Linked DNA regions of Homo sapiens: region 2 is linked to region 1. A link is an interaction called in ENCODE POLR2A ChIA-PET data of the cell type or tissue named here. Cell type or tissue: PC-9. All regions are shown on one strand. Links, peaks and the distances in the headings refer to the core of each region. The heading gives the core; the rest is flanking DNA.

Evidence for each region. ChIA-PET counts read pairs that join two places held together with the same protein. Peaks named below come from ENCODE experiments on the same cell type or tissue, not always from the same donor. Only the 100,000 strongest peaks of a DNase experiment are listed, where the experiment ranks them.
Region 2: POLR2A ChIA-PET joins it to region 1 with 13 read pairs; 2 of 35 experiments call an interaction of 5 or more read pairs at or near these places.

Annotation. Positions count from the first base shown.
Region 1 is chr2:201,684,194-201,700,750 of GRCh38, forward strand. It overlaps MPP4 (MAGUK p55 scaffold protein 4), which reads right to left and starts at 14,451. Exons shown (of 22, transcript NM_033066.3): 1 at 14,394-14,451; 2 at 9,683-9,861; 3 at 8,715-8,836; 4 at 6,009-6,086; 5 at 3,098-3,178; 6 at 1,726-1,857; 7 at 871-952. The coding sequence starts at 9,761. It overlaps ALS2 (alsin Rho guanine nucleotide exchange factor ALS2), which reads right to left. Exons shown (of 34, transcript NM_020919.4): 34 at 16,074-16,557. RefSeq lists enhancers at 15,081-15,582, 15,583-16,082. In PC-9, for the core only: no CTCF peak of the experiment used is centred there; no DNase peak of the experiment used is centred there.
Region 2 is chr2:202,337,941-202,354,497 of GRCh38, forward strand. No RefSeq gene overlaps it. Among named protein-coding and RNA genes, the nearest start is that of BMPR2, 30 kb to the right of the region's middle. In PC-9, for the core only: no CTCF peak of the experiment used is centred there; a DNase peak (open chromatin) is centred at 8,411.

The sequences.
Region 1 (16,557 bases), core at 2,615-7,614:
GAGCAACAGATTAAGACCCTGTCTCAAAAAAAAAAAAAAAAAGTTTTTAGAAGAACAGCAGTGAAAGGATGAAAATCTGGTTAACTGGTTGAAAGTGTGAGCAAAAGGCATTTCAAGATGGGAAAGAGCTATGCCTTTCTGAAAGTAGAAGGACAAAGTGCAGAGAAAAAGTTGGGAATATAGAGCTAAGCAGCTTGAATCCTGACTCAAACGGTGTAACTCTGAGCAAGTTAGTTTCATAATCTCTTTGAGCCTCAGTTTCCTCATCTATACAATGGCATGATAATAGTTACCTTTGAGGTTGCCATGAGAATGTAAACTGAGAGACTTTAATGTGGTACCTAGAATGGGAAGGACTCAGTGAAGGAGAGGAGTAAGATTTCTCTGGAATATTTGTTTCTTCTTTCTTTACTGCTTTATCCAAGAAATGGAACTTACTAAAGCCCTGACCCAAGTTAAGAAAGAGGGATTTCTCAGGACGGGTGTGTGGCTCACGCCTATAGTCCCAGCACTTTGGGAGGCTGAGGTGGGCGGATCACGAGGTCGGGAGATTGAGACCATCCTGGCTAACACGGTGAAACCCCGTCTCTACTAAAAATACAAAAAATTAGCCGGGCGTGGTGGCGGGCGCCTGTAATCCCAGCTACTTGGGAGGCTGAGGCAGGAGAATGGCAAACCCCAGAGGTGGAGCTTGCAGTGAGCCGAGATCACGCCACTGCACTCCAGCCTGGGCGACAGAGCAAGACTCCATCTCAAAAAAAAAAAAAGAAAAAAAAAAAGAAAAAAAAGGGATTTCTCTAGAAAGAAGCCTAAACAGTCAAGGGTTTCCTGTTTTTCTGGTAACTCTCAATCCCAGCTGCTCCAGCTTACCACTTCTCTCCGCCAGCCCACCGTGGATGATCCTGGCCACCAAGATGTCCCCTGTCATCTCGTGGCGCTTGATGGTGGCTCCCTGAAGAGAGAATAGACGAGATCCCTCTGTTACCTGACATGACCATTTTCCAGGTGGCTTCCCTCAATCAATGCAGCTCTGGTCTTTCAATCAATGCAGCTCTGGTCTTTCAATCAATGCAGCTCTGGTCTTTCAATCAATGCAGCTCTGGTCTTTCAATCAATGCAGCTCTGGTTTTTCAAACAAGGCTATTCAGGCAACCAGGGACGGAGGGGCCACACAGTGCCCTGTGGCCTGTCAGTCATAGCATGCCATCAAAAAGGAAAGGCCATTCGGCTTTGGCTTCCTGGAGTCTCATTTCAACCACACAGACATAAAAGAATACTTAGATTCATCCAAAGATACAGAAACCTCCCACAATTAAAACCTAATTAGAGGGACTGTTCTTAGAAAATCAGATTAATGCCTTCCTTAGCTTCTCATTAATATAAGGAAATAGGCAAATGCAATGGAATTGAGGGAAATACATGCATAGGTCAGAAAGCCAAATATTAAAATAAAACATATGTCTTATTTCTCACAAAAATGTCTTATAAATCTCATCTTACTTTTCACAAAAGAAAAACACTAAGCTGAAATCTTTCCTTAGAGAAAACACCGTGACATGTAATATGTTTGAAACCACAGGCAAAACTTGCAGAGTTGACAGCCGTTATTATCACTGTATATGTGATCGCAGGCAAGGCTACTGCCCAAGTAACCACTAGATATAATTTGGTTCACAATTAACCTAAGCTTACCCTAAATGGAAAGATAAAAAATGATTTCCTTACCAGGGGCTGTTGGTTTTTCACTAAACAAACAATCCTCATTGCTTCCTCACTCTCAGGGATATTGTCTGGCAGTGGAGGGAGAAGGGGTTCAAAATCTTTCTGAGCTATCGTGTCATGGGCACTGAGCAAGGCCTGGGCACAGGGAAGGAAAAGGTGAGCAAATGTCACACATGGGCCAAACCCCTCTAGAAGATAGTAACTCAATACTATCTAAGACACAGCAACAACAACAAACACCAATACAGACATGCCAGACACAGTGCGAAGCATTTTATATGAATTAATCCGATCTTCACAATAATTCTATGAGGCAGGTACATTAATTGTCCTCAATTTGCAGATAAGGAAATAAGGCACAGAGAGGTTAAGCAATGCACAATACACTCTTTCATTTCTGCTAAAATGTATTATGCCACGACATTCTTATTTCCTGGCAGCCCATGTAATCTGTGATGCCCCTGTGGAGTTTGAACTACAAAACAACTTTTATAATATTTTCCCCAATTAAGGTAGAACGAAGGGCAGCAATCAAAATATCTTGCTGGTTTAATTTGTTAGTAACACTCAAGGGCTCATGTGGTACAGAATGAGGAGTTCATATGATCAAGCTCTTTGATCATAGGGTATGATCATAGGGTATGATCAAAGAGTTTCTTTGACTAGTCCACTAGGTTAAATTCTTCATTTCACGGGCTGGAGAAGCTGTCACTCTGCCACCCTGACTGAGATTGGTAGACACAATTTAGTTGGAACTCAGAAAATTCTCTAAGTAGTGCGTGCCGTTGAGGATATTTGATGACTGGTGGTTGTGTTGTGAATTATAACTTTTGACTGATAAATTTCAGCACTCCAAATACAGACATTGTCTTAAAGTTCTAATTTATTGATAAATTGGTCTCAAATCTGTAAGTACTAAGAGATAGGTTTCTGTTCTGCAATCAAATGTTCTTCATAAACCCTCTCACAGGGATAATCATCATTATACTGTATATTCCAAATACACACACATTATCTAAAACTCAAAATAGTCCCACTTTGGAAAGGAAGCATGGAGGTATTCCTCTATAACTAGAACATTCCCTGTTTGCTACCCAAGATTTTTGGATGGGCAATAGCTTTGTAGGGGAAACAAAGCACCATGGAAAGTTCTGGATGCCTCCTCATAAACACAGCAGGCTTGACTGCATGATTGACAACACTGAGCTAGTCACATCTGAGTCCCACATATTTAAGTACAATCTGTTGGTCAGTAACCGTGTACAGTAATAGAACATCTATTCAGAGAGAACATTTTCCATCACATATATTTCTCCTTCCCAACTTTGTCTATGTGCCAGATGGGGACATCTTTTCTATTTTAGCAGGCACTTGCCTTGAAGTGTGGAGCCTGGAGCATTTGTCTCAGCTCTTGGATCTCAGGGGAAGTAGGGGTTTCACGTAATAACTCCACTACCTGGTTCATGGAAAAGGATACATTATAAAAATTTTAAAAAATCTTTATCACCTACTTAACCTCACCCAGGCTGGATAACATACATACTAACATGATATTGACCTTTAAAAAGCTATTACTGGAGCCTTCTTTTTCATCTATAAAGCCATCCATTAAAGCCTACCATCCTTCTTTATTCATTAAAATTGCTACTTTAATATAGCAAATAGAATTCAAGAGTTGAGATGGATCTAAACCCAATGCCCAATCCTGGCACATAGGCATGGAGGATGTACCAATTTGGTAACAGCATATGAACCAAGGCACTTTTCCTCTAGTGCCTCTAAAATATAATAGCTGTTGGCTGATGTCAATGCTTTGCAGGCTTATGAAGCTGTATGAGTTTCTCTAGGAACGTACCTGGGGAACTCAAAGAGCTTAATCCCATGGGATGCTCCATTCTTCAAATAGAAAATGGAAATCATAATTTCTCTTTTAGAGTATCAGTTGATTAGCAATTTTAATGCTTGTTACAATAAAAAGTGCTAAGCGGAAAAAAATTCTGCTCTCTCTGCTGTGGTTTAGGCGTAGACCTGCTTTCAGAGGACATAAGACCTTTCAAGACTTTAGTCAGCCCCATTACCTACAGTCAAATGAAAACAAGCAGTTTACAAAGGTTTACCTCCATTCACTGGGATTTCAACTGAATAAAATATTATATATGTGCTTTTCCTGTGGACAACTGAGAACAATTTGAATTGTTGATTACTGGAATTGAGAGCAGAAGTTTTTTCTTTCTTTTTTGCTGTTTCTTTTAATATGGGATGGGCAATAAATAATAAAATGGATTATATTTATTCATTCATTCGACAAATATTTATTGAACACTACTGTGTGCTAGGAACTGTTTTAGGTGATGCAAAAACAGCAGTGGCTGACAAAAATCTCCATTCTCATGGAGTTTACATTCTAGGGAGGAGACACAGACAACAAATGAAATGTGTAAGTAAAATAGTTTTGTTTGATGGTGACAAGTGTTAAGAAGAAAAATAAACCAGGGAAGCTGGCTAGGAAGTGCTAGGAGGGAATACAATTTTAGATAGGTGACCAGGAAAAGCCTCACTGAGAAGGTGGCATTTGAGTGGAGACTGGAAGGAGATGAGGGACAGATCAGGTATATATCTGGGCAAGAGCATTGCTGACATAAGGAATGGCGAGTGCAAAGGGCCCCAGGCAGAAGCATGCCTGATGATTTGTTTTTTGGGTTTGTTTGTTTGTTTTTTGAGATAGTCTCACTCTGTCACCCAGGTTGGAGTGCAGTGGTGTGATCTCGGCTCACTGCAACCTCTACTTCCTGGGTTCAAGCAATTTTCGTGCCTCCCAAGTAGCTGGGATTACAGGCATGCACCACAACGCCCAGCTAATTTTTGTTGTTGTTGTATTTTTAGTGGAGATGGGGTTTCGCTATGTTGGCCAGGCTGGTCTTGAACTCCTGGGCTCAAGTGATCAGCCTGCCTCAGGCTCCCAAAGTGCTGGGATTATAGCCATGAGCTACTGCACCCAGCCTGATGAATTTAAACAATAACAAGGGGTCAATGTGGCTGGAACAGAGTGAATGGAGAAAGCATTGAGTGTGAAGTCAAAGAGGTAACAGCAGCTTGATTGTGTTCAGCTATGTAAGAACTTTGGTGTTTAGGCCAGGTGTGGTGGCTCACACCTGTAATCCCAGCACTTTGGGAGGCCAAGGTGGGCAGATAGCTTAGTGTCAGGAGTTTGAGACCAGCCTGGCCAAAATGGTGAAACCCCGTCTCTACCCAAAATACAGAAATTAGCCAGGTGTAGTGGGTTCCTGTTGTCCTAGCAACTCAGGAGGCTGAGGCACGAGAATTGCTTGAACCCAGGAGGCAGAGGTTGCAGTGAGCAGAGATCATGCCACTGCACTGTAGTCTGGGTGAAAGACCAGGACTCTGTATCAAAAACAAAAAAGCAAAACAAAAAAAGAGCTTTGGTGTTTACTCTGAGATGGGAAGTCATTTGAAGGGTTTGAGTGTTAGTGAGGAAGTGACATGATTTGACTTGCTTTCAAAGAGGGTATTTTTGGTTGCCGTGTTGAGAGTAGACTGTAGAGGAGCAAGAGTGGACACAGGAGACCAGATAGGAGGCAATTTTGCAACTATCTATGTAAGAGATGATGATGATGGTATGGGGTGGTGAGATCCTGGATATATTTTGGTGAGATCCTGGATATATTTTGAAAGTAGAGCTGAGAGGATTTGCTATCTGATTGGGTGTGAGGTATCAGAAAAAGAGAGTCGAAATGACCCCTAAGATTCTGGCCTGAGCACTGCAAGAACACAGGTATCGTTTCTGAGATAGAAAAGGCTTCCAGAAGAGTGGGTGGGGGTGATCGGCAGGTGGGGAAGATCGGGAGCTCAGTTTGGAACATGTGAACTTGGAGGAGTCCGTTAGACATCCAAGTGAGATGGAGAGGAGGCGGTTGGATATTTGAGACTGGAATTTAGGGAAATCTCCAGGCTAGAGATATAAATCCGAGAATTATTACTATAACATTACCCTGTTTATGAAGGGCAAATGGAGTACGAGACTTAGGAAAAAAGAAAGAAATGAACACACGCTAAAAATGACGTGGGTGGTGGTGGGGAGTGTTTTAATTTGGGGAGATACCCAGCCAATGTTCTTCCTTATATTAAAGTTCAATTAGAAACATTTATTAGATGCATAGTCATCAATAAAACTTTTCCTTAGAACCTTTAATTCATTTGAACTAGCAATGTGGGGAAAATGGCACCACATCAGAGCTCTACTATCCTGTGGAATAAAATCTCCTTACCTCATAGGATAACACCTGTGCATGTGGTGTGGCAGGAACTAGTTTCTTTTCTTTAAATTCCTGGAGGCAGTCATAAATCTGCAGAAGGACAAGGGAGGGAGAATTGATATTGATAATATGACTATTGCCATTTTGGATTTAAGACTCTCAAAGAGAAGAAACACCCCAGGCAACTGCACCAATGGCTGCACAGCACGGTGTGGTTGGTGTTTAGTAAGTTGTGTCTCTAGTTGCCAAAGAGAAATGAACTTGAGTTTGGTGGCCCCGATGCTTCAAAAGCTTAATTATTGGCTGCCATTGGGAAATTGATCTTCTCCAAGCATTTCAGTAATAAAAAGAAATTCAAACTTTTAATCTTGTTAAACAGAGTGAGGGTAGGGTGTCTGGGACTGAAACCAATGGGGATTTGTAGATGATGCATAAAGGAGCGTCTTAAAGGAGGGGCCCTTTAGGACCAGACACCTGTGAGGACCCCTGTGTTGGGCGCCTGTGCAGCATGTGAGCTGTGTGGCTCAGGGCCACTGAAGGTTCTGAATAAGTGGTGGGCATGCCACAAACGCTTCTCTGTACTCTGCTTTGTGCTTTGGGGCTGTTTCCCATTCCTCTCCTAATTCTCTAGTACAAGTTCATTTTTTAAAATTCCAACTTCATCTCCACATACCCTTGGGAATTTTTTTCCATACCAAGATCTAGGTTTGGGCTGAGGACACCAAAGCCTGCCTAGCTCTGCAATGCACCCCTTGATCTTATTTTAGGAATTGAGTTTCTCTTACAGACGAAGAAATAAGGCCCAAGGGGCCGGCTGAGCCCCCAGTCTTTTCTATCCAGATTAGTGATGATGCTGCTTCCCTGCTCTATCCCAGGGCCCGCATTCAGGTTTACCTGGAAGTGATGAAGGCTGATTGGATAACTCACCAAGGGCCTAGCAGTGGTGAGCAAAGGCAATGCCCATCATGAAATTAAAACTCCTATCTTAGCTGATCCTGTGGGAAAATGCCTGATAGAAATCAGGTGTTTTATAACAGGTGCTATGAGGAGTACTTCATTCATGCCAAAGATGTTGCCACTTTTATTGTATAATATTAACATGCACTATAAGACAGACCACATTTCACACTTAAGTGAAGGAAATACCCACATCCCAAAAAATAACTTCAAAAGGATCTCTCTTAATAATAACACTTGTTCAGAACAACAAAATTATAGTAGTGGCATCTACTAGATAGTAGATGCTATTTTTCTACTATCTATTAGACGCTATTGTATAGTGCATGGAATTTTAGCCAAATTAAAAAAGAATAAACTTTATTTATTCTATTTTATTTATTTATTTTGAGATGGAGTCTCTCTCTGTCACACAGGCTGGAGTGCAGTGGCTCAATCTTGGCTCACTACAACCTCTGCCTCCCAGGTTTAAGCAATTCTCGTGCCTCAGCCTCCAGAGTAGCTGAGATTACAGGTGCGTGCCACTGCATATGGCTAATTTTTTGTATTTTTAGTAGAGACAGGGTTTTGCCATGTTGGCCAGGCTGGTCTCAACCTCCTGACCTCAGGTGATCCACCAGCCTCGGCCTCCCAAAATGTTGGGATTACAGGCATGAACCATCACACTGGGCCAGAAGAAACTTTAGAATAAGAAACTTCAGGGTACCTAAACAGAACTGTAGATATTTTACTTTCTAACTTTAACAAACAAATAGGAATAACTTTTTAAAGCACTTTTATTTATCCAGGGTTGCTGCAAGGACAAACGGTTGTAGCCAGCTGATAAAGTGTTGCCAATGACCATCGTGGTGGCTGTTTTGTGATTCCAGGGGGCCTCTGGAAGAAAAAGAGCTGTGGGGAGAAAAGGAAGGGACTACCATATTCTCCTCCACCTAAGTTAATTCCTTCCTAAGCGAAGAAGTTTGTGTAGCTCTTCTCTGAGAGTTGCCTTCTAAGAACTTTTTCCAAGTTGAAATTTCCTACCAGTTGATAAATGACACCATTGGGTAAGTAGTTGCTATGATCTGAATGTGTACTTCCAAAATGCATATGTGATGATATTAAAAGGTAAGGCTAGCTGGGTGTGGTGGCTCATGCCTGTAATCCCAGCACTTTGGGAAGCTGAGCCGGACGGATCACCTGAGGTCAGGAGTTTGAGACCAGCCTGGCCAACATGGTGAAACCCCATCTCTATTAAAACTACAAAAATGAGCCAAGTGTGGTGGTGGGTGCCTGTAATCCCAGCTACTCAGGAGGCTGAGGCAGGAGAATCGCTTGAAGCTGGGAGGCGGAGGTTGCAGTGAGTTGAGATCAGGCCAGCGCATTCCAGCCTGGGCAACAGAGTGAGACTCTGTCTCAAAAAAAAAAAAAAAAAATAGGTAAGGTCTTTGGGAGCCGATAGGTCATCAGGGCTCTGCCCTCATGAATATGGAATTAATGCCCTTATACAAGAGACCCCAAGAGAGCTGGCTAGCCCCTTCCATTATGTGAGGACATAGCAAGAAGTTACCATTTAGGAACCAGAGAGGGAGCCCTCAAAAGACACTGAATCTGCTGCCGACTGGATTTTGGACTTCCTGGCCTACAGAACTGTGAGATATCAATTTCTGTTGTTTATAAACTATTCCACTATCCAGCCTGAATGGACTGAAGCTGTCATTTTCTACACACTCCCCACAACCCCTTCAGCAAGCAAAGGCTTCCGAGCAAAGAAGCACTCACCTTTAGCAGAGCCTGAAGCCACGGCGAGTGGAGGAGATCGTACAAGAGACACACTCCATTCACATCTCTGCCGTAGAACAGACTCAGCTCTTGCAGCACAAGCCTCAGGATCTGGGAGAGGCCTAGGAAAGGAAGAGAGCAGAGATGGGGTGGCAGGTGCGGGTGTAAATGTGAAAGGCAACTCAGATAGCTGGGGCATGCCATGGGGTCTCACCAGGAGTGGAAATGACACTGGATCTCAGGCCAAAAGATCTGACTTCAAGCCCTGTTCCACCTCTTACTTTGTGAACGTCACAAAGTCACATAGCTATCCGAAACCCAGTTTCTTTGCCCAAGATGAGAAGGTGCTAGCTTTGTCATAGTGTTGTTCTTAACACTGAGTAAAATAATAGATCGTGATGTGCAGATGTAAGATGTCATGAAAGGAAAATGATTGCTTTCCCCTCCCCCATCTTACCAGCCTGTCGTTTATCCCAAAATTATCTACTTGTGTTCTGTATCCTCTTTCTCTAACTCAAACATAAGAGTCATTTCATCCTCTCAAAAAATTCTTATTGAGAGTGATATTGAAAAATTCTAACTCCCAATAGATTTAATGCAAAGCTCAGTATTCTCCTGATTAAAGGGTCTCTAAACAGATTTTAGTGAATATTCTATTTTTTGACAGTATTTTCACAGTGTTGTAGTGATATTCTGAATGTGAACAACTTAAGAAGTTCTAAGTTTTACATAAAACATTGTCAGGTAAGGGAAAAAAAGGTTTTGAATCCATCATGTCCATTTATTTCCTTCCTGGCTTGAAATTTGTTCTTAAAGTTATCACTGGTAGGGCAGTAGTGCAACCAAAAATGTACAAGATCCTCATAGGGATCACAGTAAGTCTGTCAGGATTTCTGCCTATTCATTTGATCACATGTCAGAGGTGATATTACTTTCTGGTCTAGAAAAGGAGTCCTGGTGACACATACCATTCTGTGGATTGGTGGCTGTAGAAAGCTTCATGTCCTTCTTGTCTGGTGGATCTGCTCCTTTGTCTGACTGTATCATCCTCCCTGCCGGAGCTTCTGAAAGGAATTCAGGACTAGGAAGCGGGTCAATACACGGCACACAGCTCACTCAGTCCCACTGGCCACCAGCTCTCAGCACACTGGAATATATTTTCAATAGCATTTCCTCAGCAAGCCAGGCCCTGTGCTACACACTGGGATACACATCAAATGAAACACAGTCTTCCCCTGTGGTGCCTACTCTTAACCATCACCAGTGGCGTGAAAGAGAAAACGACTATTGCATAAAATGCTCCCCCTAACTCCATGTTTTAAACACATTTTTTAGCCTTTCAGAAGAATTGATTTCCTAGAAACCACACCTACCCACTTTTTAGAAGTAAATGACAAATACTATATTTATTTATCTTCCACCTCTTTACCCAGTTGACTTTACCCATCATTAGAGCTCAGAAAAGTCTTGCGTGGACCAGCTCCACTCAGGTGCCCCATTTCCTCTCATTGCACCTTATAGTTCTTCATAGAAGAACTAGCTGGTCTGGTCACAGTTGCAAGAATTATGGGTTATTACTGAGGCACACTCTTGGAATTTAGAGACAACACTGTAACGATCTGTTGTTTTGTTTTGTTTCTAGAGTGCTTTCCTGGCTCAATCCTACAATTTGTATAGAGTCTGGACAGTTTTCTTTTTCCCTTTTTTTTTTTTTTTTTTTTTTTTTGAGACAGGGTCTCACTCTGTTGCTTAGGCTGAAGTGTGGTGGCATGATCATGGCTCATGATCATGCACCCTCGACCTCTTAGGTTCAAATCATCCTGCTACCTCAGCCTCTTGAGTATCTGGGACCATAGGCATGTGCCACCACACTCGGCTAATTTTTAACTTCTTGTAGAGATGGGGTCTCACTATGTTGCCCAGGCTGGTCTCCAACTTCTGGGCAATCTTCCCACCTTGGCTTCTCTAAGCACTGGGATAATAGGTGTGAGCCATCGCACCTGGCCTAGACAGTTTTCTTAACCCTATCAGATTTAATACCAGTCTTTGAAAACTAGTTTGAAATGCTTATTTTAATGTTTATTTTTGGTATTGCTTTAGGTAGATTTAGTTTCAAGAAGTAGAAACCCAGAATAATTTTGGCTTAGCAGAGTAGTTTATATCTTGTTCGTGTGAAAGTTCAGAGACAGAGAGAATCCAGGGCTAATAGGGCAGCCTTGCTCCACGAAGTCCTCAGGGAATAGGTTCCTTCCGGCTACTGCTCTGTCACCCTAGGGTGTAGCATGGTTCTGTCTACCTGCTCCAAGATGGCAGCTGCAGCTCCAGTCATCACGCCTACATTTCGGCCAACAGGGTAGGGGAGGAAGGGATTAAGAAAACACGGGCAAAGAAAATATGCCTACTGCTCTTTAAGCAAAGTTTTCCACAAGTTGCCCTACACAGTGAAGAATCGCCTCATGCCCTGTATAGCTTTCAAATGTCCCACTGAACTATCATGTCACTGAAAAACAATAAAACCTGTAGTTATCTGAATCCAGACGCCAACTTTTCTTTACATATAAACACAAGACACTTTTGCACTGGTTTAATATACAATGGGGAGTAGGGTATTGAGGCAGGGAAGGTGAAAAAGCCAGTAATAGGTTGTCATCAAGAAGTAACCACTGTAGGCAACTAGAGCTTAATCCCACGGGGGAACAGGGGCCAAGGGAGTGAGAGTATTTACACACCAATGGCAACATGAGGGTTTTTATACACCAATGGCAACCTTGGTATATAAATACCCTCACTCTCTTGGCCCCTGTTAGAGCCAACAGGTTAAGAGCTCTTCCCAGAGAGCATTATTTCTGACTCTTCCAGCATGCAACATGTATACCTTCGGATAGGAAGTGGAGGGGCTAGCAGCTGGAGTGGGCTCAGAGTGCACCAAAATGGTAACAACCAAGGGGTATGCGGTGGGGGTAGGGACCAACAACATTGTTATAGTAGGACAATAAAGAATACATTAAGGTTTTTGTTATAAAAGGAACACTTCAAATTAGTTGTTAAAGACTGGAGTATTGACTCTGATAGGGTTGAGAACCACTGTCTAGAATCTAGACTGATTGTGGGTTGAAGCCAGGAAGGCTATCTAAAAGAAGAAAAGATCATTATTATTTTGACTCTAAATTCTAAGGCAGTGAGAAGAGCAACACAGAAAGCTGTTACAGCATTTTAGACAACTTTCCCCTACACATTCCTTTCCAAACACCCTGAAGTCTTCCGGTTTGCTAGGTTCTACCAAAGCTTGACATCGTTATGCTTTTGACTTGCCCTCCATCACCTACCTTGCCCACTTGTAATTGAGTCAGATTAAACAATGCGTTTTCCTGTGTTCTGTGTTGTTTTTGACTCTATTGAATCATTTAGCATCACAGCTGCATATCTGACTCATCTTCCTCCCTGGAGGGGAGCACTTCCAGGGTAGAAAATTGAAAAGGGAGATGGAGTGCCTGCTAGAGAGCAGACAAAAGTCAGAGCAGACAGATGAGGCTGACACTCAGGCTGACTCTTAAAATTGGTTCCCCTCCAGCACCTCACAAATCACACGTCCTTGGCAAAGCAGTGCAGATTAAACAAGCCAACTGTTGTTTGCACGTCATGAGGTGGACCACATTTCTGCCATATTTAATGCCCGAATGACTGTGCTGAGCTAGGCCTACCCATTCAGCAGTTGGGGGCACACACTAGAGACTACATATTTCTGAGATGAATTTATTGTGAGGGAGCTTTACAGATAGACTGTGCTTCACAGATAGGCGGTGGTTTCTTGAGTGAATGCAATGGTTAAAATAGCTTCTAATAAATCTAGAGCCAACTTCAGGGCTACCTAGATAACTAATTCATACATTCTAAAAGGCTCGTTTTGACCCAAAGTTTCTCAGCCATAGAGGCAAAAACAATAATTACAGTAATCTACAACTTATGCAAATTCTAAAAACTGTGCTTGGCTCCTCATCTTCAGGTTCCTATGACAAATTTATGGTGGACTGAATGTTGTGTCCCCACCCCCAATTCAGATGTTGAAGCCCTAATCCCCATTGTTGATGGCATTTGAAGATGGGGCCTTTGGGAGGTAACTGGGTTAAGGTCATGAGGTAGAGGCCTCAAGATGTCATTAGCGTCTGGGTAAGAGCCATCAGAGTTCATGTGTTCTCTCTCTCCCTGCCAGATGATGGCACAGTGAAAACGCGGCCATCTGAAAGCCAGGAAGAGAACCCTCGCAAGAACCCAACCATGCTGGCATCCCAATCTTCAACTTCCAGCCTCCAGAACTGTATGAGAAAATACATTTCTGTTGTTTAAGCCACTGTCTATGGTACTTTGTTATGACAGCCAAAGCTAAGACAAAACTCATAGAAAAAAACTTCCAGAAAATGATTTTCCCTCCCTCCAGGTAGCTAAGAAAACAGTTGCAACTTCTTGCCCTCATAGCACTTCTCATTTTCCCAGTTCTTGTATCCACTGGCTTGCTCAGTGTCTGTCTCCCGCAGGTGTCATGTCTGCAGAGGGCCTGGGGAGCAGAGATGTTGCTTATCTTGTTCATGCTGCAGCTTCACCTGCAACAGTGCTTGGGCCATAGCAAGCACTTGGTATGTTCAGTTGTTGTTGGGAAGGGGTAGAACAAGGAGAGGCCAAGATCCAGAAGTAAAAGGCTGATACCTCCCTCAAGGCAGTAGCCAGCAGCTGGGACTTCAATCCTAATGGGGGAGGCAGCTGAACTCCAGAGGCCTGTGCCCTCCCTTCCTTTCCTCCCTGGCCTGGTATCCTGACTTAAACCTCTTTCCCTATCAAACTTTAAAACTGGGGGCAGAAGCGGATCTTAGAGATAATCAAATGCAAAACCTTTGTTTTACAGATAAGGAATCTGACATTCAAGGAGGTATTCAGTAGAGTTAACATGTAGTAAAATCGAGTTTTCCTCTTTTGTTTCCTTAGTCCTGAAAGATGCTGATGCCTGGCATGATGCCTGGCAAAAGACTTACCTTCCTTTCCATGACTTCTGTACCAAATTTGTCAGTTGAAGCTTATCTATTTCTGCTATCTTGAGAGTGAGAATTCTTGATTGAGACTGCAAATAAGTAAGCACCCACCACATGCAATTCCGGACTGAGTACACAGAAAGGATAGCCAGTTCTTGACTCAGAAGATGCATTAGTGTGACTGATGCCTAAGGAATTTGTCCTAAATCTTGTTTTAAAAGTATTTCCATTAGCTTTTTAAAACGTACTATTAAATGCCACAACCCCCTACCCTTACTATGCTTGTTTTTCAAAATAGTGCTTTTTACTAGACAAACCCTAAAAAAGCACTTGGAAACTTAATGATGAGAAATGGCCCTTACAAAAATAGCTGGCTTCCTCTGGGTCCAAATGCTGTTGATTAGGACCAGGGCAAATGCCCATTGTACTCAATCTTCCTGACAACTCATTATTCCATACTGAAGAAATGGCTTCTCGAAGCAAAACCTGCTCTTTCAAGATCATAAAATTCCCCATATCATTTGAGTTAAAATGAAACTAAGCCATTTGAGTTAGATTACCCAGATTTATATCTTTAGCTATTAAAAACTGACAGGCAAGCTAGGCAGTTATGGATACATCTTCTGGTAACTGAGGATTATTTGCCAAGGTCTCTTACCTGCAAGACTGTAAACATGCATGTTGCTCCTATCCAGACAAAAGCTTTAGTAGGATACTAGTGGCCTGTTAGCTGCCAAAGTCACCTCACTGCTCCCGATAAAATCTCTGCACATCCTCTTTGATGTAATCCACAGATGCCTAACCCAGCCTAACAACTAAATTACTCACAAGCCTTTCCTGCCACAAATCTTCTTAAGTATTCCTTGAAGTCTAATTTGTATCATTTTCAAACCTACATTCTAGTATTTTCTCTCAAATTGCCAACACATAGTTAACGGCAGAAAAACATAGTATTTTTGTTGATTAGTTCAAGATGACAGACATTCCACAACAGAAGATAGCATTTTTAATGAAAGAAAAAAATGTGGCAGGACCGGAAATAAGCCAATAACCTACTAACCTTATTAAATCTCTCATGTTATGGTGAGAAAACAACTGAAGACTGTTCAGCTAATAATAGAAACCCATCAAAAACAGTACCTTCTGGTCAATCCCCTCCCAAGCCACTGTTCTGAACCTAACAAATAGTGCTTTCTGTCTCAGATAGGAGCTACTTCTTTATCTGAAAACTTAATACTGCAGGGAGTGCTCAGTGGGGAGAGCATTTGGAAGGGGATATTGCAGAAAGGAGAGGAAGGTATTGCTGACAGCAAGGCAAAAGGTAGAGACCAAATGGCAATTATCAGAGGGTCCTCAGCCCTTCTACCCATATTAATCACATGGCTTTCCTTATCTCTCCATCATAGATGAAAACACAAGTTGGGAATGTGATACATTTGTGTTTTGAGTACAGCATATTTTGTGAAAAGCACTTGATTTCAATAAGATTTTCATTTTTAACTCACTTTTAAGAACTTTCAATACATAACCAGCTATGAAATGACATCTCTGGCAGCTGTAGTAGCAAAAAGCACTGGACTTCTAGGGAAGTAGGGAGTAGGGAAGTTCTAGGCTGGAGTCCCAGCTCTGGCAGTGAGCAAATCTTGGTCACTGCTTGTCTGAAAAATGGGGGGAAATGGGGATAACACCTGCATCCTTGGGCTGCTGTAAGCATTCATTACGCATGTGAATGACCATTGTAAACTGCTGCAGGAGTGCCAAGGACTTCTATTTACAAACATTGGCCTGGAGATTTAGGGTTTTTCTTCCAATACACTTCAAAATTTATAACTTTAATATGCTATCTGAAAAGCATATAGTAGGAAGAATCCAAAGTAACTGAACAGTTTCATTCAAGACTCCAGTAAAAGGACGAATTGTAACATGGCTTTTCTTAGAACAGAGACAGCCTATCATCATTGGAAATCTTCTCAATGGGTCAATTTGTCTCAAAGTTTTTGTTTGTCCATTTCCACATATTATCCACCCCCGCCCAGAGTCAGAAATTCTGTAAATTTGGCTTTACCAGGCAAATGTGGTTATTTATGTGTTTGTTCAGAAACTCAAAACAATCTCCAATGTAAATGCAAAGTATTTAACATAAACGGATTTTTAAGGGTTGGTCCCCTTCCAACAGAGGACAGGCACATTCTGGTAGAGGCAGCAACAAGATGGAAAGGCCTCTTGAGAAAACATTACAACTGGGAGATAATTAATATCTAACGTTTCTAAGCAGAATTTTAAAGCCTCACCTTCCCTTCCCTCGATCTGTTTAGGAGGAAAAAAAATAACGAGTAACTATCAAAATATGCTTTTTATTCAAAGAAATAATAGATTTCTTTGGAGACCCGTGTCCTTGGGTTATTGGGGTCAGAAAGTTAATTTGCTCTTTGCTAGAAAGGGTGCTATAACTATTGGTTTACGTTTATTTTAAAGACAGAGATTTCTAAAACCCCAGAGGGACTTTTGAGGCCAATACTTAGAGGCATGGATTACAATGTGGGCTAAAGAAATACTAAGTCTGGGTTTCCTTTCATCTTTTAGGCTGCCCTGTTCATTTCTTCTACAATCATAAAACAACCACATAAAGATGAATGCCTTTTATTATGAAAATTGCTGTTACATTACAGCCAACATTCCAAAACAGTATTTTAATAAACACTTGTCTTGATTATAAAGTAGAGCAAAAACCATGATCCTTTTTCAAAAGTAATTAACATCTTCTCAGTCACTTAACACAAATCAGGACACTCTGTATGCTCACCACGGTGTAGGAGATGAGA
Region 2 (16,557 bases), core at 5,901-10,900, 660 kb after region 1:
TAAAAGCACCTCATGGGCTAAGGATGGAGTGGTGGAGCAGTGTAGAAGATTGTGGGGCTTTAAAAATTCATTCTTTCTGAAAAATAAAGGGAAACTCAAATGAGAGATCCCACCTTGCAAAAAATTTATCTTTCTCTAAACCTACTATACACAGGATGACTTCAGCACTATTTTTATCAGACAGAATCATATCAGTGTGAACCAAGAAGTCCTAAAAGGAATAATAAATCACACATAGGCAGCTGCAGCCAGAATTATCCTAATCCAGGGATAATTCTGTCCAATAAACTTAAAAGATTGCCTCGAAGTTCCAGAACATGTTAGCAGTAGAGCTAGACAGAAACCCAGCCTTCTATCCCCAGGACTGGGCACTCTTATCATGTCGAAAGGCTGCAGGGGTAAGGCCACGGTTGAGGACATCTCAATTTTCCCTTGGTAGCCATTCATGACTGATGCAAAGCCCTAGAGTCATTGTAAGCTTTGCCACACAACTCTGCCATATAGTACATTTTTTACTACGGCAAGCAACCTCTATGAAGTTCTTTCTTCTTTCCTTCCTTCCCTCCCTCCCTCCTTTTTCTTTGTTTTTCTTTCGCTTTATTTCCCTCTTTCTTTCTTTCTTTCTTCTTTCTTTTCTTTCTTTCCTTTCTCTCTCTTTTCTCTTTCTTTCTTTCTTTCTTTCTTTCTTTCTTTCTTTCTTTCTTTCTTTCTTTCTTGTTTCTCTCTGTCTTTCCCTTTCTTTCTTTCCCTCTTTCTTCCTTTCTTTCCTTTTCTTTCTTTCGACAGTGTCTTGCTCTGTCGCCCAGGCTGGAGTGCAGTGGCGCCGTCATAGCTCAGTGCAGCGTCAACCTCCCAGGCGCAAGCTGTCCTCCCACCTCAGCCTCCCGAATAGGTGGGCTAATTTTTGTATTTTTTATAGAGATGGGGTCTTATTATGTTGCCTAGGCTGGTCTCAAACTTCTGACCTCAGGTGATCCTCCCATCTCAGCCTCCCAGATTGCTGAGATTACAGGCATGAGCCACTATGCTGGGCCAGACTCTTTACTTTCCACACTTCTCCGCAATTTGATCATTCAAACCTGTGTGCTGAATGATGCCTGCGGAAGGTTGAATATTGTATCTGCTAAATGCTTCTCTTAGCTAGGATTTGGAGTCTAGTGAGCATGTGTCAAGCTGGCAACATTCAATGTCATCCTCCTTCGCTGATAACTCAGCTGCCTTGTGCTGAGAGGGCACTCCACCATGGGCCCTGAACATGCCTGCACTCTCTTGCTGAGTAGGCCAATCCATAAGACTTTCAGGCTCCTGATACTGAGCAATGTCTATAGCTACTCACACAGATATAACTAGGCCAAGGCAACTACTGTAATTACCTGTAACTGCTTGCTCCCTAGAGGGAGTGGGGATTGGCTCATTTGCTGCTTGCTCAAAAAGTGCTAAGCCCTTGGCCCAGGATTCCTCTCCTGTAATGCAAACCACTGCAGATACATATGTCATCTGGGCTCATTGGGTTGCCCCATTAGAATTTGAGGGCAAGGGAAACCATTGCAAATAGGCTGACACATGCTATTTGCTGTGCCATGAATAATAAATTCCTCTGTCTCTGACCAAGGAGTGTCATGACTATTGCCAGGATCCATGAAACAATGACAGACTAACATATTAGCTTGCAATTGGCCTTCATTGTCCTTGCAGCCTTTTCTCCACGTGCTCCACTTTTGCACTCACCCAGTAGTCTCCCAACCTCTGGTCCCCTGGTGCATGGGGCTATCTGACTCTTAGTATTTGCAGAGAAGCTAAGGCTGTGCAAAAGCTATAGACATCCAATCTACAGAGCTCTTAATTCGTGATTCATTCTGCAAATATTTACTAAGGACCTATGCCAGGAACTATTCTATATGATGCAAATGCAACAGTGAACAAAATGAACCAAGTGCCTTTACTTATGAAGATTGCCTTCTAGTGGAGGAGACAACCAATTTAGGACCCTCTCTATATATAGTCTATATATATATATATATATATACTTAAGAGTATATAAATTTTCTGGGGTTTTTTTGTTTTTGTTTTTGTTTTTGAGACGGAATCTCACTCTGTCGCCAGGCTGGAGTGCAGTAGTGCGATCTCGGCTCTCTGCAATCTATGCCTCCTGGGTTCAAGCAATTCTCCTGCTTTAGCCTCCCAAGTAGCTGGATTACAGGTGTGCACCACCACACCTAGTTAATTTTTGTTTTGTTTTGTTTTGTTTTGTTTTTGAGACAGAGTCTCGCTCTGTCGTCAGGCTAGAGTGCAGTGGCGCGATCTCAGCTCACTTCAACCTCCACCTCCTGGGTTCAAGCAATTCTCCTGCCTCAGCCTCCCAAGTAGCTGGGAATACAGGTACGTGCCAGCACGCCCAGCTAATTTTTGTATTTTTAGTAGAGACGGGGTTTTACCATGTTAGCCAGGATGGTCTCGATCTCCTGACCTCATGATCTGCCTGCCTTGGCCTCCTAAAAGTGCTGGGACTACAGGCGCCTGCCAACACAGGCGTGAGCCACCTCGCCCGGCTTATTTTTTAATTTTTTTTTGAGACAGAGTCTTGATCTGTTGCCCAGGCTGGAGTGCAGTGGTGTGATCTCACTGGAACCTCCAGCAAAAAGAGAATGTTTAGATATTAAAGTTTTGGGGCCAGGAATGGTGGCTCCCACCTGTAATCCCAGCACTTTGGGAGGCCGAGGCAGGTGGATCACTTAAGGTCAGAAGTTTGAGACCAGCCTGGCCAACATGGTGAAACCCCATCTCTACTAAAAATACAAAAATTAGGCCGAATGCCATGGCTCACACCTGTAATCTCAGCACTATGGGAGGCCGAGGCCAAGGCGAACGGATCACTTGATGTCAGGAGTTCGAGACTTGCCTGACCAACATGGAGAAACCCCATCTCTACTAAAAATACAAAATTAGCTGGGCGCAGTGGCACATCCCTGTAATCCCAGCTATTTGGGAGGCTGAGGCAGGAGAATTGCTTGAACCTGGGAGGCGGAGGTTGAGGTGAGCCGAGATCGCGCTATTGCACTCCAGCCTGGGCAACAAGAGCAAAACTCTGTCTCAAAAAAAAAAAAAAACAAAACACAAAAATTACTTGGGCGTAGTGGTGCGTGCCAATACTCCCAGCTACTCAGGAGGCTAGGCAGGAGAATCACTTGAACTCAGGAGATGGAGGTTGCAGCGGGCCGAGATCTTGCCATTGCACTCCAGCCTGGGCGACAGAGTGAGACCCTGTCTCAAATAAATAGACAAATAAATAATAGGCCAGGTGTGGTGGCTCACGCCTGTAATCCCAGTACTTTGGGAGGCCTAGGTGGGTGGATCATCTGAGATCGGGAGTTCGAGACCAGCCTGACCAACATGGAGAAACCCTGTCTCTACTAAAAAAATACAAAATTAGCCAGGCGCAGTGGCGCATGCCTGTAATCCCAGCTACTCCGGAGGCTGAGGCACAAGAATCGCTTGAACCCGGGAAGCGGAGGTTGCAATGAGCCAAGATCATGCCATTGCACTCCAGCCTGGGCAACAAGAGCAAAACTCTGTCTCAAAAAAAATAATAATAATAATAATAAAGCTTTTTGTCCTGAACATCCTAATTTATCCCTATAGAAGAGCCAGAGGATTCCAGGCAAGGATTATGTAGGAACAGTGCTCAGCAATGTGATTTGAAGAGCATCAGATATGCTTTCTTATTTAAAAGTATCTCCTTTACTTGCCTCGTTTCTGTGGAGTAAACTTTACTACAAACTCCAGTCTTTGTTTGGTGGATAGATAACAGTTCTTGGCCAGGCGCGGTGGCTCACCCCTGTAATCCCAGCACTTTGGGAGGCCGAGGCGGGCAGATCATGAGGTCAGGAGATCAAGACCATCCTGGCTAACACGGTGAAACCCCGTCTCTACTAAAAATACAAAAAATTAGCCAGTCATGGTGGCAGGCGCCTGTAGTCCCAGCTACTGGGCAGGCTGAGCCGGGAGAATGGCGTGAACCCAGGAGGCGGAGCTTGCAGTGAGCCGAGATCGCGCCACTGCACTCCAGCCTGGGCGACAGAGCAAGACTCCGTCTCAAAAAAACAAAAACAAAAACAAAAAAAACAAAAAACAGTTCTGTCTGCACTCAGGCTTCTCAAGGTCTCCCCTTCAAACCCTCCTACTCCCTTCACCCCCAGGAATACTGGGGCTGCTATTCCATATATAATATTTTCCCATCATAACATATATGTTAACCCTTAAATTGGTAAGTATAAGAGATATGTGCGGCTGGGCGCTGTGGCTGAAGCCTGTAATCCCCCGAGGCCGAGGCAGGTGCATCACGAGGTCAGGAGATCAAGACCATCCTGGCTAAGACGGTGAAACCCCGTCTCTACTAAAAATACAAAAAATTAGCCGGGCATGGTGGTGGGCGCCTGTAGTCCCAGCTACTCGAGAAGCTGAGGCAGGAGAATGGCGTGAACCTGGGAGGCGGAGCCTGCAGTGAGCGAAGATCTCCCCACTGCACTCCAGCCTGGGCAACAGAACAAGACTCCGTCTCAAAAAACAAAACAAAAAACAAACAAACAAACAGAAAAAAAAAACAAAGATATGTGCAAAGGGGAGTGGAGATCCATAGGAGGGAATGGCAACTTTCTTAAACAAGTCTAGAAAGGTTTCACTGGGAAGATTGCAGGATAACTGGGATTTGAAGGATGGTTAGAATTTTGCCAGGTGAAAACAAAAAGGTTTTCTCAGGTGGAGGGAATAGCATGAACTTTATTTAATTATAAAATTTCTTTTTGAAATAGAAGTATTCCAGTTAAGGATGGCCGGGAGTGGTGGCTCATGCCTGTAATCCCGACACTTTGGGAAGCTGAGGCGGGCGGATCTCAAGAGATTGAGACCATCCTGGCCAACATGGTGAAACCTCATCTCTACTAAAAATACAAAAATTAGCTGGGCGTGGTGGCACATGCCTGTAGTCCCAGCTACTCGGGAGGCTGAGGCAGGGGAATCGTTTGAACCCAGGAGGTGGAGGTTGCAGTGAGCCGAGATCGCGCCACTGCACTCCAGCCTGCTGACAGAGCAAAGCGAGACTCTGTCTCAAAAAAAAAAAAAAAAAAAAAAGTAATATTCCAGTTAAGAATAACACATTAGGGATAACACTAAATCTTCATATAAATTTATTGTATTGGCTCACTTTACTGATTGATTGAAGGTTGCAAGATAGCATAAGACTCTTGGGTTGCAGGTTTTGGGAAAGAAGAGTGGGGTGGAAGTGGGAAAGATAACTCTGTTTATCTAAGGGAAGATTTGGCTTAAAGCTCCCAAAATGGCTGGCACTTGTTCAACACGTGATGATGATGAAACTGACATGGATACTAATCTTAAGGGTAAACAAAGGTTGTCAAGCTATCAAGACTGTTTTAATAATGATGATTCCAAAGTAAAAAAGTAACAATAGTATTTTACATTTATGTAGTGTATTAGTCTATTCTCACACTACTTATAAAGAACTACCTGAAACTGGCCAGGCACGGTGGCTCACGCCTGTAATCCCAGCACTTTGGGAGGCCGAGATGTGCGGATCACTAGGTCAGGAGATCGAGACCATCCTGGCTAACATGGTGAAACCCCGTCTCTACTAAAAAATACAAAAAATGAGCCGGGTGTGGTGGCGGGCGCCTGTAGTCCCAGCTACTCGGGAGGCTGAGGCAGGAGAATGGCGGGAACCCGGGAGGAGGAGCTTGCAGTGAGCCGAGATCGCGCCACTGCACTCCAGCCTGGGCGACAGAGTGAGACTGTGTCTCAAAAAAAAAAAAAAAGAAAAAAAGAAAAAAGAAAAAGAAATATGATCCAATCACACCGCAATCCAATCACCTCCCACCAGAAGCCTCCTCCAACACTGAAGGTCATAATTCAACATAAGATTTGGGTGAGGACACAGAGCCAAACCATATCATATAGCATTTTAGAATGTTCAGTGGACATTTTTGCATTCATTAATTTATTTGACCCTGACTGAAGTTATGAGAGATAAAGACACTTCGACTCAAAAATATTTTGATCACTAATCCAAGGATCACTCTCCTAATTAGCAGAGCTGGACTAGAATCTGGGCATCCTGATGAAGTCTAGCATTATTTTCTTTGTTCTTCTGGAACAAATTAACCCTCAGGGTGACAATGAGAGACTTTTAAAAGAATTCACAGCAAGGGATATAGCCCATAACAGAAAGTTCCAGGCAAAGATTGTGAAAAATTACAGCTTTCTGAAAACCAAAGGGTCAAACCATGTAATGTTGGATGATTGTTTTTGAATTCCCTTGATTTCCTATCAAGTTGAGTCCTGCACAGACATTGAGGTTCACCCTTTGTTTATAACTTGGCTTGAGTCACTAAAGGCAGTTGATCAGCAGCTGTAGTGCAGCCCAAACACCTGAGGGCTGATCTCTTCCCACCTCTGCTTTATGATGAAAATTTCTTAAGTGAGTGAGTGGGTGTTATTTGCTGAGAAGGAGCTTCACTGAAAAATGCCTAGCAGACAGCAAAGGAGTCCTCGTTTCCTTCTTTGTTATCTTGTTTCTTTTTCTCAAGAAACTTTGAGTAAATAAGTAGGGAAACTTAGTTGATTTTTTTTTATTATACCTTATTTGGGTTAAACTCTGTATTACTTGATTATTGTTTTCTTTTTTCTTTTCTTTTTTTGAGACAGTCTTACTCTGTCACCCAGGCTGGAGTGCAGTGGCATGATCATGGCTCACTGCAGCCTCGACCTCCTGGGTTCAAATGATCCTCCTACTTCAGCCTCCTGAGTAGCTGTGACTACAGGCATGTGACACCATACCTGGCTAATTTATTTATTTATTTATTTATTTTTAGACAGAGTCTTGTTCTGTTGCCAGGCTGGAGTGCAGTGGCGCAATCTTGGCTCACTGCAATCTCCACCTCCTGGGTTCAAGCAGTTCTCCTTCCTCAGACTCCCAAATAGCTGAGACTACAGGCGCCCACGACCATGCCCGGCTAATTTTTGTATTTTAGTAGAGACAGGGTTTCAGCATGTTGGCCAGGGTGGTCTTGATCTCCTGACCTCAGGTGATCCACCCGCCTCAGCCTCCCAAAGTGCTGGGATTACAGGGGTGAGCCACTAAACCCGGCCTGGGTTTTTTTTTTTTTTGGTAGAGATTTTTGCTGTGCTGCTCAGGCTAGTCTGGAACTCCTGGACCCAAGCGATCCTCCTGCCTTGGCTTCCCAAAGTGCTGGGATTATAGGCCTGAGCCACCGTGCCTGGCATTGATCATTGTTTACTTCCATTTATTTTATTATAGCTTTTCCTGTTCAAGGGTTTTTGTTTGTTTGCTTTATTGCAGACAGGGTCTCACTCTGTCACCCAGGCCAGAATGGAGTACCATGATCATAGCTCACTGCAGCCTTGAATTCCTGGCCTCAAGTTATCCTCCCACCTCAGCCTCCCAAAGTGCTGGCATTATTACAGGCATGAGCCACCACGACCCACCTCAAGTGTTTTTTAAGTTAAAAAATTATTTAACTTAACCTCCAAATTAGGAGGTCTGCTAGAGTACTTCTCTGAATAATATTTTTCTATAAAGTGTACATGGGTACACTTTATAGAAAACACCTGCTTATATTTTCTGGGTCCTTGAATGAATGGAGAAGGTGTGACAGTACTTTCTGTCAGACTGCATGTGAAGTACAGCTTAACTGGGTACAGGATTCTTGGGTCACAATCATTTTCCCTCAAACTTCGCAGATGTTACTTCACTGTATTTTGGCACTTGGTGTTAAAGTAGAGAAGTATGATGATATTTGATTCATTTTCTCAGATGTAGTCATTTTAAATAAAGTGTCTCAATATCTGTGAGATTTCTTTTTTCTGTCCTTAAAATATTTAAAACTTCTGATTATAAAAGTAAGATTGGAGATTACCAAACATTTGGAAAGTACAGAAAATTTAAACTATAAAATTTAAAATAACCAATGAACAAATAATATTTCACGATAACTCTTATTAATATTTATTGGTGTGTTTCCTTCCAGTCCAGGCCAGACTATTTTAAAATAAAGATAATAGATATTTAAAGTAATCTATTTAACATATTTAAAATATTTTCAGAGCATTCAAGCTCCTCTATACATTCCAAATTAAGAAGCCTTGATAATAATGACTAACATCTATTAAGTAATTCTACTACATGCCAGGCACTCTTTTAAATGTTTTACATGTATTAATTAATTTAACCTTTATTATAAGCCCATGAGGAAGATAATGTTTATCTCTACTTTGTTTTTCTTTTTTTCTTTTTTTTCATGAGGCTCTGCTTTCACGGTCTGTATTCGTACTAAAAATCAACATCAAGCGAGCTTTTGCCCTTCTGCTCCACGGGAGGTTTCTGTCCTCCCTGAGCTCGCCTTAGTTTTTTTTGTTTTGTTTTGTTTTTTGAGCTAGAGTCTCACTGTGTTGCCCAGGCTGAAGTGCAGTGCCACAATTTCGGCTCACTGCAACTTCCACCTCCTAGGTTCAAATGATTCTTGTGCCTCAGGCTCCTGAGTAGCTGGGATTATAGGCGCCCACCACCACATCTAGGTTTTTTTTTTTTTTCATTTTTTTGAAACAAAGTTTCACTCTTGTTGCCCAAGCTGCAGTGCAATGGAGTGATCTCAGCTCACTGCAACCTCCGCTTCCTGGGTTCAAGCGATTCTCTTGCCTCAGCCTCCTGAGTAGCTGGGATTACAGGTGCCTGCCACTACGCCTGGCTAATTTTGTATTTTTAGTAGACATGGGATTTCGCCATGTTGGTCAGGCTGGTCTCAAACCCCTGACCTCGTGATCCACCCGCCTCGGCCTCCCAGAGTGCTGGGATTACAGGCATGAGCCACTGCGCCCAGCCCATTATCTCTACTTTTCATATAAAGAACTTTAAGCAGCAGGGCATGGTAGTTCATGCCTGTAATCCCAACAGTTTGGGAGGCTGAGATGGAAGGACTGCTTGAGCCCAGGAGTTTGAGACCGGCCTAGGCAATGTAGTAAGATGTTCTTTCTAAAAAAAAAAAAAAATTCAAAATTAGCCAGACGTGGTGGCTCATACCTGGAGTCCCAGCTACTTGGGATGCTGAGGTGGGAGCATCACTTGAGTCTGGGAGGTTGAGACTGCAGTGAGTGATCATGCCACTGCACTCCAGCTGGGACAACAGGGCAAGAACTTGTCTCCAAAAACAAAACAAAACAAAACAAACAAACAAAGAAAACAAAACTTAAAACAGGCTAACTGAATTTTTCAAGGTCACAAAACTAGAAAATGACAGAACTGAGACTTTAATTCAGGTGATCTAACTTCAGGGCCCAGGCTGAGGCAGGAGAATGGTGGGAACCCGGGAGGTGGAGCTTGCAGTGAGCCGAGATGGCGCCACTGCACTCCAGCCTGGGCAACAGAGCGAGACTCCGTCTCAAAAAAAAAAAAAAAAAAAGAATCCAGACTTCATAGTGGCTACCACAGTCTGGAGACCATTTTTCTGTACTGAACCATTAATAGGGGGCCAAAAAAGGGATTTGAGGCTGCTGTGTATATGTATACACTAAATGTTGGTGATTTTAAAACATATTTCCCAGTTTTTTGAACTGCTTATTGAGTGGTGGTATTTTTGTCTCCTTTCCTTGAACTTTGAGGGTCTTTGTGACCGCATCATGACTCTACATGAGTTGCAAGGCTAGATTATGAAAATGTCACTCGGCCTCCATCTTGGCCTCTTGGCATGCTCACTTTCAGAACTTAGCCATTATGATGAAAGGAAATCCAAACAACTCCATGGAAAAGCCACATGACAGCACAAACTGAGGTCCAGTCTGAGGGGCAGTATCGACCACCAGACATGTGAGTGAGCAAGTCTTCAGACAATTCAAGTCCCAGCTGCCAAGTCACCCTCAGCCCTGAAGTCTTCCTAGCTGAGTCTCTAGACATCTTAGAGCATATATAAGCCATCCCTATTGAACCCTCCTCCAATTACAGATTTGTGAGCAAAATAAATGATTATTATTATTTTAAGACACAAAGATTTGGGATAGTTTGTTGAGCAACAATGGTAACTAGAAAACCAAGTATATATTACCCTTCTCATCACATGCCTGCTTATACACACACACCAGGCTCATTGACTTTACTTAATGTTTAGTCAGCCGCCTATACAATATGTGTGGACCTTTTTCCCTGAAATTGTTTTCCAGCTAACTTTGAGTTTAATTTCCAAAGTAAGAGCAAAGACTAAGACACAAGGAAACACAAGGCTGCTGGCCTGTGGTTGAGTCTGGTAGTCCAAATATCTACTGTTCCCTTCTTTGGCCATAGAAACCCCATTTAATTTAATTCTGGTCAACAGGATGGATTGAAAAGTTGCTGTGAGTGTTAAATGAGTTATACATGTGAAGTACTTAGAACAATACCTGGAACATAAAAATTTATCACTATGAATGAGGGAGCTGCTTTGGTCCTGAGGGCATTGTAAATTGGACAAAGTTGACCTACAGGTTTTAATAATGCAAGAGGAGTAGATTCTACTCCCCAAGTATCTGAGAATCCATCCTTTCAGCCTTAACTCAGACCTTTATCAGTTCTCACTTAGGTTTTTTTGGTAAACAGCAGCCAAAAAAAGTCTCTCTGCTTTATTCTCTTTCATTCATTCTTTTTTTATTAAACAAGTATTTGAGTGCCTGTTATGTTCATTATAATCTAATCACAGTTAATTATTTAATGACAACAGTGTTAAGTTATAAGTTTTTTTGTTTTGTTTTTTTTAAATGAAGTCTCACTCTGTCACCCAGGCTGGAGTGCAGTGGCACGATCTTGGCTCACTGCTGCAACCTCTACCACTGGGGTTCAAGCAATTCTCCTGCCTCGGCCTCCCAAGTAGCTGGGACTACAGGCATGCACCACAATGTCTGGTTAATTTTTGTATTTTTAGTAGAGACGAGGTTTCACCATGTTGGCCAGGCTGGTCTCAAACACCTGGCCTCAAGTTATCTGCCTGCCTCGGCCTCCCAAAGTGCTGGGATTACAGGTATGAGACACCACGCCTGGCCAATAAAGAAATAACGTTTCTCCAAAGAAGATATACAAATGGCCAATAAGCACATGAAATGATGCTTAACATCATTAACCATTAGGGACACGTAAATCAAAGCCACAGTGAGATCCCCATTCATACCCACTACGGTGGTTAAAATAAAAATGATACACAATAACAAGTGTTAAGAAAGATATGGAGAAATTGGAACTTTTATATATTGCTGATGAAATTGTAAAATGGTATGGCTCCTTCGGAAAACAGGAAGTTCCTTGAAATGTCAAACAGAATTACCAGATAAGCCAAAAATACTGCTTCTAGGTATACGCCCTAAAGAACTAAAAACAGGTGTTCAAATAAAAACTCGTATACAAATGTTTATAGCAACATTATTTATAATAGCTAAAAAGTGGGAAAAAAACAATTGACCATCAATGGATAGATGGATAAATGATATTATTCAATCATAAAAAAGAATTAAGTGGCCGGGCACAGTGGCTCATGCCTGTAATCCCAGCACTTTGGGAGGCTGAGACGGGTGAATCACGAGGTCAGGAGTTCAAGACCAGCCTGGCCAACATAATTGAAACCTCGTCTCTACTAAAAATACAAAAATTAGCTGGGCATGGTGGCAGGTGCCTGGAATCCCAGCTACGTGGGAGGCTGAGGCAGGAGAATCACTTGAACCTGGGAGGTGGAGGTTGCAGTGAACTGAGATTGCGCCACTCCACTCCAGCCTGGGCAACAGAGACTCGGTGTCAAAAAAAAAAAAGAAAAAAGAATTAAGGATTGATACATGCCGCAAAATGGATGAACCTTGAAACATGCAAAGTGAGAGAAGCCAATCACAAGCGGCCATTTATTGTGTAATTCCATCTATATAAAATGTCCAGGGTAGGCAAATCCATAGAGACAGAAGTAGGTTGATGATTGTCAGGGGCTAGAGGGAGGGGGCACTGGGGAGTGATTGCTAATGGGTAAGGGGTTCCTTTTTGCAGTAATGAAGTGTTCTAAAATTAAGTAGTGGTGAAGATTGAATTATAGATTATATAAAAACCACTGAAATGTGTACTTCAAAAAGGCGAATCTTATGAAATATGAATTATATCTCAATAAAGCTGTCATAACAATTGTCTTGAATGAAGAAGGGCTCTCTGAACACATAACCGAGAAGCCATAAAAGACTGATATGTTGGACTCCATAAAAACACAGCCTCTCACTCCTGCTCTCAAGGGATCCTCTAGACTGCAGGCTCACCACCATGCCTGGCTTCTACAAATGTTTAAGAGAGAGAAATGCCCGTACATCACTTTAAAAAATGCAAATTAAAACCAAAACAGGCCAGGTGCGGTGGCTCACGCCTGTAATCCCAGCACTTTGGGAGGCTGAGGCGGGCGGATCACCTGAGGTCGGGAGTTTGAGACCAGCATGACCAACATGGAGAAATCCCGTCTCTACTAAAAAAAAAAAACCACACACACAAAATTAGCCAGGCGTAGTGGCTGAGGCAGGAGAATTGCTTGAACCTGGGAGGCAGAGGTTGCATGAGCCAAGATCGCGCCATTGCGCTCCACCCTGGGCAGCAAGAGCGAAACTCCATCTCAAAATAATAATAATAATAATAATAATAATAATAGCATGATGATACAAAAGTATTTGATATGCTATATATGTGTGAATACTGAATTGAGCACTTTGTGTAACTATTGTTGCTATGTAGATACTATGTGAGGATGAAATCATGAAAAAGAATGAATATTATATCTTTTGAAACATGTATTTAAAAAATTATATAATAGCATTCCCTCTGCTAAATTACATTCTTGCCAAGTAGAAATTCAAGTTACACAAGCAAGAGCCTATTTTAACTTTTGGATGAATGTTGTCTTCCCATATATATATATGCCTTAGCTACCTGCTTCTAGATAAAGATCAGGTTAAGTGTCTTTCACATGGGAATTTCAAAGCAGTTTAAGGGCAATAATTAGTTCTCATAATAACTCTGTGAAGTGTGTGTATTTTTTCATATCTATTTTCACATGAGAGGACTGACAGGCTAAATGGTTTCCTGGTATTCTGTGCTCCATTATTGTTGAAACTAAGACTGTTATTGCTTCATTGGCCACTTTTTTTTCCTTGAGAAGTGATAAAGCAATTGTTGGGTCAATAAACCAAACAAAAATAGCTATTTACATGTCAATTTTTTTTTTTTTTTTGACACAGAGTCTTACTCTGTCACCCAGGCTGGAGTGCAATGGCATGATCTTGGCTCACTGCAGCGTCCTCCAGAGTAGCTGGGATGTGCTACCATGCCCTGCTAATTTTTGTATTTTTAGTAGAGGAGGGGTTTCACCATGTTGGCCAGGCTGGTCTCAAATGCCTGACTTCAGGTGATCCACCCGCCTCGGCCTCCCACAGTGATGGAATTACAGGCGTGAGCCACTGCGCCCAGCCATATGTCAAATATTTTTAAAACACGAGGACAGTATTTTTATTTTTTGGACTTTCTAAACAATCTTTAGCATTTTTAATTTACTCTATACCCGAATAGTTGATTGGGACAACATTTTCTTTCCTTTTTTCTTTTTTCTTTTTTTCCTTTTTTTGAGACAGGGTCTTGCTCTGTCACCCACACTGGAGCACAGCAGCATGAACAGGACTCACTGCAGCCTCGACTGCCCACGCTCAAGTCATCCTCCTGCCTCAGCCTCCTGAGTAGCTGGGACTATAGGCACAGGCTGCCACACCTGGCTAATTTTTGTATTTTTCTGTAGAGATGGGGTTTTACCATGTTGCCCACAAAAGTCTGGAACTCCTGAGTTCAAATGATTCTCCTGCCCTGGCCTCCCAAAGTGTTGGGATTACAGATGTGAGCCACCACGCCCCGCCAGGGCAATGTTTTCTAAATTAAAATATATTTTAAAATATAGAAATAATCAGAGTAGCTCTGCAGTAGCTTCATCTGAGATCTGCTTTGAATATTTCTTTAATTATTAGAAATGTACTTACAGATAATTAATGTGGTTTAGTGACTAGGAGACCTATTTTTAAAGATCCTGTCCTGGCACACTGTGAGAGTATGATACATTTTTGAAACAGGCAGGGTTGAAATGTCTTTCACTGGTGCCACACACTATGCTAACCACTTTATATACATTATCTCATTCAATCCACAACATGGTGAGGTAGTTTCAGCCATTATATTTCTCATTTTACAGACAAACAGCCCAATAGTGAGACTTATTTAACATTACATAGAAGGTGAGAAGTTAGGCAGGATTCTAAACATCAAGTCAATAATGCCATTTTGATCTTGCTATTTTCACCTCATTTTTTGTACCCTGAACTTGAATCAGATATGTGATTTTGACCTGCCATTTTGAACCCTGTATTTGTGAATATACCCATGTAAACTATTGTTATAACCAGTTTAATTCTTGATGAAATTTCTCTGCAGTACAGTGAAACTATTTCCAATTTTTTTTCTATTCTCATTTTTTTTTTTCGAGACAGAGTCTCACTCTGTTGCCCAGGCTGGAGTGCAGTGGACTGCCCTCAGCTCATTCCAACCTCCACCTCCCAGGTTCAAGCAATTCTCCCACCTCAGCCTCCCAAGTAGCTGGGATTACAGGCATGCACCACGCCCGGCTAATTTTTGTATTTTTAGTAGAGATGGGGTTTCACCATGTTGGTCAGGCTGGTCTCAAACTCCTGACCTCAAGGTCCTTCCTCGGCCTCCCAAAGTGCTGGGACTATAAGCAAGAGCCACAGCACCCAGCCTCTATTCTAATTTTTATTTTACCAAAATTATGCTCAGGATAAAATTTTTCCATGTGCATTTAAAAATTAGATTCATTTCAGTCATTAGGTCTTTTTTTTTGTAATTTAGAGATGGATGTCACTCACAGGCACCATCATAGTGCAGAACAGCCTCGAATTCCTGGCCTCAAGGGAGCCTCCTGCTTCAGCCTCCAAAAGTAGCTGGGACTATAGGCATGCACCTTTATGCTGGGTATTTTAGTCATTAGGTTTTTATCCTCATCAAACTCTGTCCATTTTAACTACTGCTATTGTGAACCTTCTTTCATAGCTGTTATTTCTATGAAATTTGAGTTTTTCCTCTGATTCAGTCAAAACATTCATTGGGTTAACATGGTAGGGTCAAAACATTCTTTTTTGCCTGGGATATAAGAATTCAGGCTGGGCACAATGACTCACGCCTGTAATCTCAGCACTTTAGGAGGCCAGAGCAGGAGGATCTCTTGAACCCAGGAGTTCAAGACCAGCCAGGGCAAGAGCAATGTATCAAGACCCTATCTCTAAAAAAAGAGAAGAATGAAAGAAAAAAAGAATTCAATAAAGGTCATTTTTTATGATAGTGATGATGAGACAACTAATACCTGCTTTAGCCCCCTCTCAGGAGGCTCCAGTGTAGAAAGATGTGACAGTGCTTTGTAATCTGTGAAAGTTAAATAAATGCCTCTTTACTAATTGTTAAAATAAGTTGTAAAAATCCATCCTCTGAAACTCTTCTGGAAGGCAAGTACCTTCCTGTTCCTGCTGTGATGTTATCTGCAAAAATGCTTGCAGCCAGGATTGTCAGGCACTTGTAGTCCCAGCTATTCCGGAGGCTGAGGCAGGAGGATTCCTTAGGAGCGAAGGAGTTAAGGTCAGCCTGAGGAACTTAGTTGCAAGACCCTGTCTCCAAAAGAAAATTTTTTTTAATTAAAAATAAATTCATTCTTGTAGGGACATTTAAAAAAATGTGGTTACAGACATCAACTGATTTTCTAAGTATATCCTAGTAACCCTTTACTCACTGCTCTCTTCTCATTTGTTTTCCAGTCCAACCTCATTAATTTTTCTTTCTCTAGCCCTAATGCTGAAATCCTTTGTGATATAGAGACCAGCTTTGGCACTCTAATGGATTCTTTACCATTGATTATCCGTTTCATCATCGTGGTTGCTGTAACTGTTGCATAGGATTGAGTGATATAGCATTACTGGCTGGCAGTTCTTGAGAAAAATTAAAACAAGCCCATTGCCAAATGGATTTTGTCTCAGCAAGAGTGCAGTTACACTATTATTATATAAAAATCTCCTGTTATCATAGCTCTCTGTCTCTTGCCTAATGTACCCCTGAAAGGTTTTTCTGTTTTGTTTTGTTTTGTTTTTTTGAGATGGAGTTTTGCCCAGGCTGGAGTGCAATGGCACGATCTCGGCTCACTGCATTCTCTGCCTCACGGTTTCAAGTGATTCCCCTGCCCCAGCCTCCCGAGTAGCTGGGATTACAGGCATGTGCCACCATACCTGGCTAATTTTGTATTTTTAGTAGAGACAGGGTTTCTCCAAGTTGGTCAGGCTGGTCTTGAACTCCCAACCTCAGGTGATCCGCCCACCTCAGCCTCCCAGAGTGCTGGGATTACGGGCATGAGTCACTGCACCCGGCCAAGAAAATTTTTTTAAAGATGAGGTTGTATT